3 separate regions of the Homo sapiens genome follow, and regions 2 and 3 are each linked to region 1. A link is a contact called in ENCODE Hi-C data. All regions are on one chromosome and are shown on one strand. The core of a region is the stretch at or near the end of the contact, and the rest is flanking DNA. Distances in the headings are between cores, read along the strand shown.

Region 1 (2,734 bases), core at 56-2,555:
CTCGAAATGGGGGCTGGCTCCGCCCGCGGCCGCCGGGGCCGGCGCGCACGGAATGGCCGCTGCGCGTCTTCTCCGCCTGCGCCGCCGCCGCCGCGAGGGCGAGCGCGAGCGAGAATATGGCTCCTTCCCTTTGTGTGTGTGTGTGTGTGTGTGTGTGTATGAGAGAGTGTGTGAGTGCGAGGGTGCGGGCGCGGCGGCGGCGGCGGGCGGGGTGCGAGCCGCGCTCTGGCGCACACACTCGGCCATTACGGCCGGGGGAGGGGCGGGGGGCGCGCGGCCGGGCCCTCCCCTCCGCGCCGCTCCCCTCCCCCCGCCGCGGTGGGGGCCGCCCGAGGGCCCACCCGCCCGCCACTCCCCGTCTCCCTCCGCGCGGGCCGCGCGCCCCGCCGCCCCCGCACGGAGAACGCGGGGCTGTGAAAAGAGAGAGGAAAAAAAAAGTTGCCTCGGAACTGCTGCGCCCAGCTCCCCCGCCCGCCCGCCTTGTTTTCTCTCCAGCCAGCAGCGCCGGGCCCGAGTCAGCCATGTTCCAGCGAGCGCAGCGGCGCCGCTCCCCCCGCCGCCCGGCCGCCGCCGCCGCCGCGACCGGGCCGAGGCCGGCCGGGCCCGCACTGCCGCCCCCAGGCCCCCGCGCCGCCCTCGCCCGCCGCGGCGCCCCGCCCGCCCCGCCGCCCGCCCGGCTGGCCGCGCTCCCCGCCAGCGCCCGGCTCGCTGCGGCGGCGGCCAATGCAGCCCGGGGAAGCGCCGCCGCTGCCCTCCCGCCGCCGCCGCCGAGCCGCGCCGGCCCCGCCGCCCCGGCCGCGCTCCGCGCACGCCGCCCGCCCGAACGCCCGGCCCGAGGGCCCAAAACACGTTCAAAATTTTTTTAATTAAAAAAAAAATTTTTTTTTTTGCGCCAGTCAGCGCGGACGCCGCCGGGGGTGGAAACTCGCGGGGCGCGGGGCTCCCGGCGCCTCAGGCTGCCTGAGGGCCGGGGCACCGGCGCGGGGCAGCGTTCCCGGCGCCCGGGCAGAGGCTCGCTCCGTGCGCAGTTCCCCCCACGGTCCCCCCTCATTTGCCTTTGTGTGGATCCTGACCCGCCGGCTCCCGGCCGCGGGGATCCGGCCGCCGCGCGGGCTGGGGAGCTGCCGGAGGCGCTCTCCCCGCCGCGGCGCTGCCCCAGACTCACCCTCAGCGAGGCACAGAGTCGCCCAGTGCCCGTCCGGCTCTCACTTGCCCCGGTGCTGTCTCTATGGAGCTCAATGTACTGCAATGGCTGTGAGAGCGGGAGCCAGACGCAGCCTCCTCACTCTCTCCGCTCTGTAACATTACTCTCCAGCCAGCGCGGCTCCTATTGGCTACCGCCAACTCACGGGGCTCGCTCATTGGCCCGATACCTCCCATTGTCCTGACCAGAGCCCGTTTGCTATTGGCTGTCTCCGGGGACACGTCATCAAGGATTGAAACAGCGCGCAAATCTGAATGTGTGTGTATGCCGGGCAAAGAGGCTGAGGCGGGAGAGGCAGAGGCAGAGGCAGCAGCTGCTACGGGAAAGCAGAGCTCTATGGTGTATGTGTGCATGTGTCTAACCCAAGCCAGCCCCACACCGGAGCGGCCGCCGGAGCGAAAAGGGCCTGACTTTTCCACAAGTGTCTCCAACTCCTCAGGCAAAAGAGACACCCACAGGTCTCCCCCCCCCTTCTTGCCCCACATTCACGCCCAAAGCCGTTGAGATAAGAGGCCCCAGGCTTTTAATGGCCCTTCAAAAGTGAGGGCGACACTATGGGATCATGTCCCCTGAAAACTGGGGTCTCTGCTGGTGCTGAGGGGCGGAAGCCGCCGAGCCTCGAGCCCCTCAAAGGTCTCTGATTGCGTTACACTTTAGGTCTCTGGAAAGGCAGGGCTTCTATAAGAAAGTGACATGATCCAGCCAGCCGGGTTTAAAATACCCCTTTTCTGGGCTCATAAGCCGTCACGTCAGGCTCGCTGAGCAGCTGAAATCTTGAGTCAGTGAGCAGGCATTCAGTTTCACCCTTTTTCTTGGTTTGATCGAGTTTCACAGCATGTCTAGAACTTTTTATTTAAATACAAAGCACTGTCTTAACTTCCTGGAAATCAAATAATTATTCCATGTAATTAAAGAACAGCCACTTGGTTTGATATGGGGTACTCTAGCAGGAAATGTTTGTGAGGCCCTGGTAGAATTAGCAAATTCATTAGAGACCACATTCTAAACTGTTTGGCTATTTTATTTGACTTGGTGTGGATTACTGTTACAATCAAACGAATCCTTGTGATGCTATCTTTCCCTCCCATCACACCACTTAGTGCATCCATGTAACTGCTCTAGGATTACAGGAGTTGTAGGTATATGGTTACCCGAAGGATTAGATGCAGGCAGAGAGTGCATGTGCCCAAATCCACAGGCTGTGGTTTCTCTAACTCACCAAGCTGGCTGGTATTAATAGACATACTTACGTCTGTAGAGAAAATGTGCTGGCTGTAGTGGCCAGTTCTGAAGACTCTACAGTTATATCAGTCCTTTATGAAACTACTATCTATTCCTTTTAGCCTGAGCAGACCACGCCCCTATTCAGTTATAACAGACTTCCCTTTTTTTTCACTCTCTAATGGTATTTTGTACACTTCTAAATCCAACAACCAATTCCTCCAAATGTAACAGATCAAATTTGGAATAAATCACCTACATCGTGTTAATTTGATTTTTTATATCGCTTATAAGCATCCATAACCTAAT
Region 2 (2,703 bases), core at 66-2,565, 650 kb before region 1:
GTTTATAAATTTGGTTACAAGAATCTGTGTAATATTTTTATTGCTTGGAGACATTTGCTATTTCCTTGTTCTTGGATAAACTCTAGGTAGCAGACTGCTGCTATACCTAACTGCTAGGTAAATTAGGGTTATCTATCACCTCTGGATTCAAGATGTGAGACGCAAAAGTTATCCTGCCTGCATACAACAATCCCCCAAAGACAAAAACCATGGCAGTGCTGCCATGCCGTTTCCTCATTATTCCTGGACATTTTGTACTGAGAACTGTTTGATTCCAAGTTTCAGTGCTAAATACTAAACCACCTCAATCTTTAAAGTCACTTTAGGAGGAAAATACATTACCTTCTTGTCTGCGACATTTTATTTATTCTGGAGTAAATAAATAAAAGCATTTTCTAGTTTAGAATCTGAATGTCATTTGGGGAAGTCTACAGTTACCATAGCTTGGTATGCAACACGCGTAAGATGAAAACATAAACTGTAATAACTAAAGCTAAGTTTTTCTGTTTGTTTTGCCTCTTATCTGATGGATAAATGGGCAGCAGAACCTTCGAATTTTTTAAATGAATTAAGCCATTCAGGTTTGCTCCAATGTTTTAATCACTGCTTAGTCCCTGCTCTACTTGGTAGGGGAGGGGTACAGGGTTATGATGATAAAGCCGGCTGAGGTGATGGAAATAAGAATGGGTCAGGGGAGGAACAGGAAAGAGACCAGAGGCAAAATAGCTGAAATGTATTAGAAAGGAAAGCGTTTCTGGAGGTTTTCTATTTTTTTCAATGTAATCTGTAATCCAACTCTAAAAGCAAAGTAATCATAGATAATTTTTTTAAAATTCCATTTAGCAGAAGATCAATGCTAAAATCCAATTTGTTAAGTGAAATACGTACAAATTCACATGTACATGTGTGCATGCATGTATAAACTTGTGCGTGTGGTAAATCCCTATTCTAATCCCAAACTGGGTCAGCATTCTGACAGATGGGAGAGCAGGGAGCTGGGTAAATGGCAACCAGACATAAACAAGTGCTTTCTCTGTAAGCCAGGAATTCAAAATTAGATTTGATCCAGAGAATGTTTTAAACTTTTGCTTTTATCATTTGAGTTACAGAAAATAACTTATACTAGCCTGAACTGACAGCAAAACTTTATTTTTTAAAATCTGACATAGCTCCTAGTTTAGCAAATTAAGGTGCTTCATTCACAAATTGCATTTAGTCCCCATTTCAAATTCCTGGTATAGAACATATTATATGCAAATGTTCTGTCCTAGAAGCTGCATTACACCAGAATCAGCTCTGCATTTACCCTTAACTGCACCAAGCAGTGAAAAAAGGAAGTTCAGCAGCAAAAGTAGCTAAAAATAAGAAAACAGTCATACTCTAACATTCACATATACTCACAGGCTTTCTAATTCATGATCAAGAAATCTAAATTTAGACTAACTAAGTAAAAAGATACTATCACACACATCCTTTTCAGTCAGGAAGAGAAAGTTAATATGTGCAAAGCCTTCAAAACACAGGAATTCAGAGACACTTAACATCAATTATTTAAACGACTACTAATCTTTTACAGAGCAAAGGAAAAAGAAAACTGTTTAGGTCACTTGATCAGAAGTACACAAATAACTATTTTCTTCCTTTTCCTTCCAATAAAAAAGGAAGATGAAAACTAATAATTTCTCAAATTAAGGCCAATCAATCACCTGACAAATTTTTCTCTGTTTAAGAACTATTTTTAAATGTTAAGGAAGTTTTTCCAGCCTTTCAAAAAAGTGTTTGTTTCCTTATTTTTAAAGTTCTGACTTCACATAATACGCCTATCACAAGTGTGCTTGCACTTCACCTTAGTGGCCAATGTATAACAGCTTGTATATTTTGATAGCAAATTGAGACTTAATTCATTTTAGTTTAAGACTAAAAAACCCAGAACTCTAAGAATACTGTCTCAGACAGAATTTAAAAAGACCTTTCCCATGCGTTCTCCCCTTCACAATGTTCACAAGACAAAAACCACTTTAACACTAATCACATTCTGAAATGTTAATTTTTCAATTGCTAAAAGATAGCAGCATCTTTACATGCTTTATATCTGTGTGTTTGATAATATTAGGTAATTGCTGCTAATTTTTAAGGTGTGATAAGAGTATTATGGTTGTTTTAAAAATAATCACTATATATTACATATCTGGGAATATTTATGAAAGATGTGGAATTTGATTCAAAATAATTTAGAAGGAGCAAGTAGAGCAAGTACAAATACAGATAAAACATTACTGTCTATGAGGTGACAACTGTTGAAGCTGAGATATGGATACATGGAAGTTTTATTATAATATTCTCTCTACTTCTGTATGTTTGAAATTTTTCATGAAAGTTAAAATAAAAGTGCTTAGAAAATCCCACCTAAGTGACTCTCTAAATATAATCTGAGAGAGTTAAACCCCATGTTTAGCTTTGGGACAGAAAAGGAGAACTATGAAGCGTAAAACGAAAGGCAAAGGCCAAGTAAGGTGATTTTGTTGCATTTACCCTTAACCACATCAAGGCTATCCATATCAGAAATCCTGGGATAAAGAAAGATGCTCAGAGTTCAAAAGAAACAGTTACCTGTGAATACAACATTTGGCCAAGTCCATAAACTAAGGAGATTGTTACAATGGTACTTCTACAAAGCTGGAAAAAAATTAACCTACCAATCAC
Region 3 (2,700 bases), core at 119-2,618, 710 kb before region 1:
GCTAAGTTTTGTATTTTTAGTAGAGATGGGGTTTCACCATGTTGGCCAGGCTAGTCTCAAACTCCTGACCTCAGGCGATCCGCCCGCCTCAGCCTCCCAAAGTGCTGGGATTACAGGCATGAGCCACCACTCCTAGCTCAGGTATTTCTTTATAGCTATGCAAGAATGGACTAATACAAGTTTGATTAGTTTTTATGTGGGGGTATTAATACTCCCACGGAACCACCATTCATTTCAAGATACAGGATATTTTCAGCACCCCAGGAGGTCCTCTCATTCTCTCTCCTGGTCAATAGCATCCCCCACAAAAAGTGGCCATTTTTCTGACTTCATCATCATAGGCTAGTTTTGCCTGTTTATGAACTTTATTTAGAGCTCATACAGTATATATTATTTTACGTCTTCCCTTGAAGTTTTTTCCCTTCAAGTTTCTTCCCTTGAAGCTTCTTTCCTTGAAGTTTTTTCATGTAGCAGTAGTGTGTTATGTCGCTTTGTGATATTTCATTGTATGAACACACACCACCATTTAAAAACCCATTCTGTTGTTAATGGACATTGTGTTGCTTGTAGTTTCTTAATGAAGTGGCTCTCTTGTGCTTGTCTCCAATGGACAGATGCATTCTTCATGCTGGATATTTATCCTGGGGTATAATTGTTACATCAGAGGGTATAAATATACTTTTAGCTTCGGTAGATACTACAAAAGTTTTGTGAAATGATTGTTCAACTTACATTCCACCTAAGAATATCTGAGTATTTCAGTTGCTCTGAATCCTGACACTTGCTATTGTCAGTCCTTTTCATTTTAGCCCTTCTGGCAGGGCTGTAGTGCTATTTCACTTGGTTTTAACATTAAATAGATGAAAATGGCATGCCTATAAAATGGAGTATTGTAGAGCTATAAGCAAATGCGTTTTCAAAGATTTAATATTCTGGGAATATGCTTGTGATATGTAAAGATGAAAATCACATACAAACTCTGTATATAGTACTCTTTTATTTTTATTTTAATGTATACATATTAATAAAGAGGACTAGTGGAAATTCACCAAGATATTAAGAGCTGATTTTGGATAGTGGGATTCATTTTTTTTTCACCTCATACTTTTCTGTAATCATGAGATTACAGTCCTACAATGGAAAAATATCAATTTTAAAAAACAGAAAAAAATTATGTCATATTTTTAAGAGTAGTCTTTGCGTGAGAAAATGAAACTTCAATGTTCAAAGAATAAATGGGACTTCTCTGGGCCTGTTTTATCATCTGTAAAATGGACCTACGTCACGACCACAGAACAGTGCTTGTCACTAAGTAAACAGTCAATAAATGACAGCCTTAAAATACAGAACACTCCCAGGATGGCAAAGGAGGCAGTGCCCTCAGGGGAGTCAGGGGTCAGAGCAAGAAAGTGAAGGTAACTTTCAGAGAGGAGGTCGAGGGCATATGGCAAGTTTCCAATGGAGCCTGACCTCCAGAGGCCAGTGAAGGGTTTCTGGAATGGGGGATGGTGTGTGACAGAAAATGGGAATAGAAAAGGGGATGTCCTGGGCCCACAGAGAGACTCCAGTGAGGACGCTGAGAGGTGACGTGGCTGTCTGCGGTTCCTTGTGGTCTCAGAGCAGATGATAATGGTGAGGTTGCGACAGAGTGCCTGGGGCTTGCCCTCCACTTCTGACAATGAAACTGGGAGAGGAACAGGTTACTCAGAGTGCATGAGGTCCTTTAGAACTCGGAAATATAACTTTAACTGGGTCTGGTGACTTGAACCAAGGTAGCTGGGCACCTGCTTCCTGTCTTCATCACCTCGGTTGGTTTCCAGTTCCACATTAACTGTTCTTATTCCCAGCTTTAGAGTGTGCTCCCTTCTAGGGCATCTGCTCCAAGCCATAGGTGTTCAGATTTAAGGTGGGTGGTATGAGGCCCAGGCATCGATATTGAAAAGTAAAAAATTATAACTCCCTAAGTGATTCTAATGTACAGCCACACTTGAGAACCATGGGATGTATCCCTGCTGTCTTTTGTGTGACCATAACAAATATGTAGTTTTTATTATTTTTCTGTCAACTCTAGCTCATCCCAGGCCTTTCCAACATTATTCTCAGAGGTGTTTGGCACTTATATTCATCCTTGATTTATATATCCAAACTCCCACTTTCTGTTCGTGTCTTTTAAAATTATGAGATTGGAGAGCTGACTTGTAGCCACAATGGTCTCTTTAGATACCTCTTTTCCCTTCATCAGAATAATTTGTGACTATATAGCAGATACTTATTTTTCAGAGATCTGAATACACAGAAGCATCTTCATATTTTATCTCATCTTTTTGTAAGCTTATTTCATAAGGTTTGGAGTAGATGTTGATGCCTAACACTGTCTTCTATGTATATCATGCTTTGAACTGGAAAAAGCGCCAATGAACAGACTACTTCTCAAGAAGTACAGAGCATCGGGCCCCACAATTAGCAAAGTCAGCAGCTCCTCCAATGTATAGATTCAATGGTATTCCTATCAAACTACCAATGACATTCTTCCCAGAACCAGAAAAAAAACTATTTTAAATCCCATATGGAACCAAAAAAGAGCCCCAATATCCAAGGCAATCCTAAGCAAAAAGAACAATGCTGGAGACATCAGAGGCATCATGCCACCTGACTTTAAACTATACTGCAAGGCTACAGTAACCAAAACAGCATGGTACT

Evidence for each region. A loop is a pair of places that touch in the nucleus more often than their neighbours do. Pooled maps may share reads with other maps.
Region 2: a pooled map shows a loop between it and region 1 (4-fold over the local background). The contact joins the enhancer-like site here to the promoter of HMGB1 in region 1. A Hi-C loop is called at or near these places in 3 of 37 single-sample maps with no recorded cell type and 4 of 50 pooled maps.
Region 3: a loop to region 1 is called in a pooled map, with 3 times the contacts of the local background. The contact joins the enhancer-like site here to the promoter of HMGB1 in region 1. A Hi-C loop is called at or near these places in 1 of 168 maps with a recorded cell type or tissue (CD4-positive, alpha-beta T cell), 1 of 37 single-sample maps with no recorded cell type and 4 of 50 pooled maps.

Annotation. Positions count from the first base shown.
Region 1 is chr13:30,464,631-30,467,364 of GRCh38, forward strand. HMGB1 (high mobility group box 1) reads right to left here and starts at 1,306. Exons shown (of 5, transcript NM_002128.7): 1 at 1,166-1,306. RefSeq lists silencers at 1-369, 969-1,278 and enhancers at 714-1,489, 1,490-2,265.
Region 2 is chr13:29,816,821-29,819,523 of GRCh38, forward strand. All of the region lies in intron 1 of UBL3 (ubiquitin like 3), which reads right to left. Among named protein-coding and RNA genes, the nearest start is that of UBL3, 32 kb to the right of the region's middle. Within about 2 kb of position 1,316, at least 2 of the 41 ENCODE cell types and tissues checked have a DNase peak (open chromatin) inside an H3K27ac peak, as active enhancers do.
Region 3 is chr13:29,757,348-29,760,047 of GRCh38, forward strand. No RefSeq gene overlaps it. Among named protein-coding and RNA genes, the nearest start is that of UBL3, 92 kb to the right of the region's middle. RefSeq lists an enhancer at 1,724-1,773. Within about 2 kb of position 1,369, at least 5 of the 41 ENCODE cell types and tissues checked have a DNase peak (open chromatin) inside an H3K27ac peak, as active enhancers do.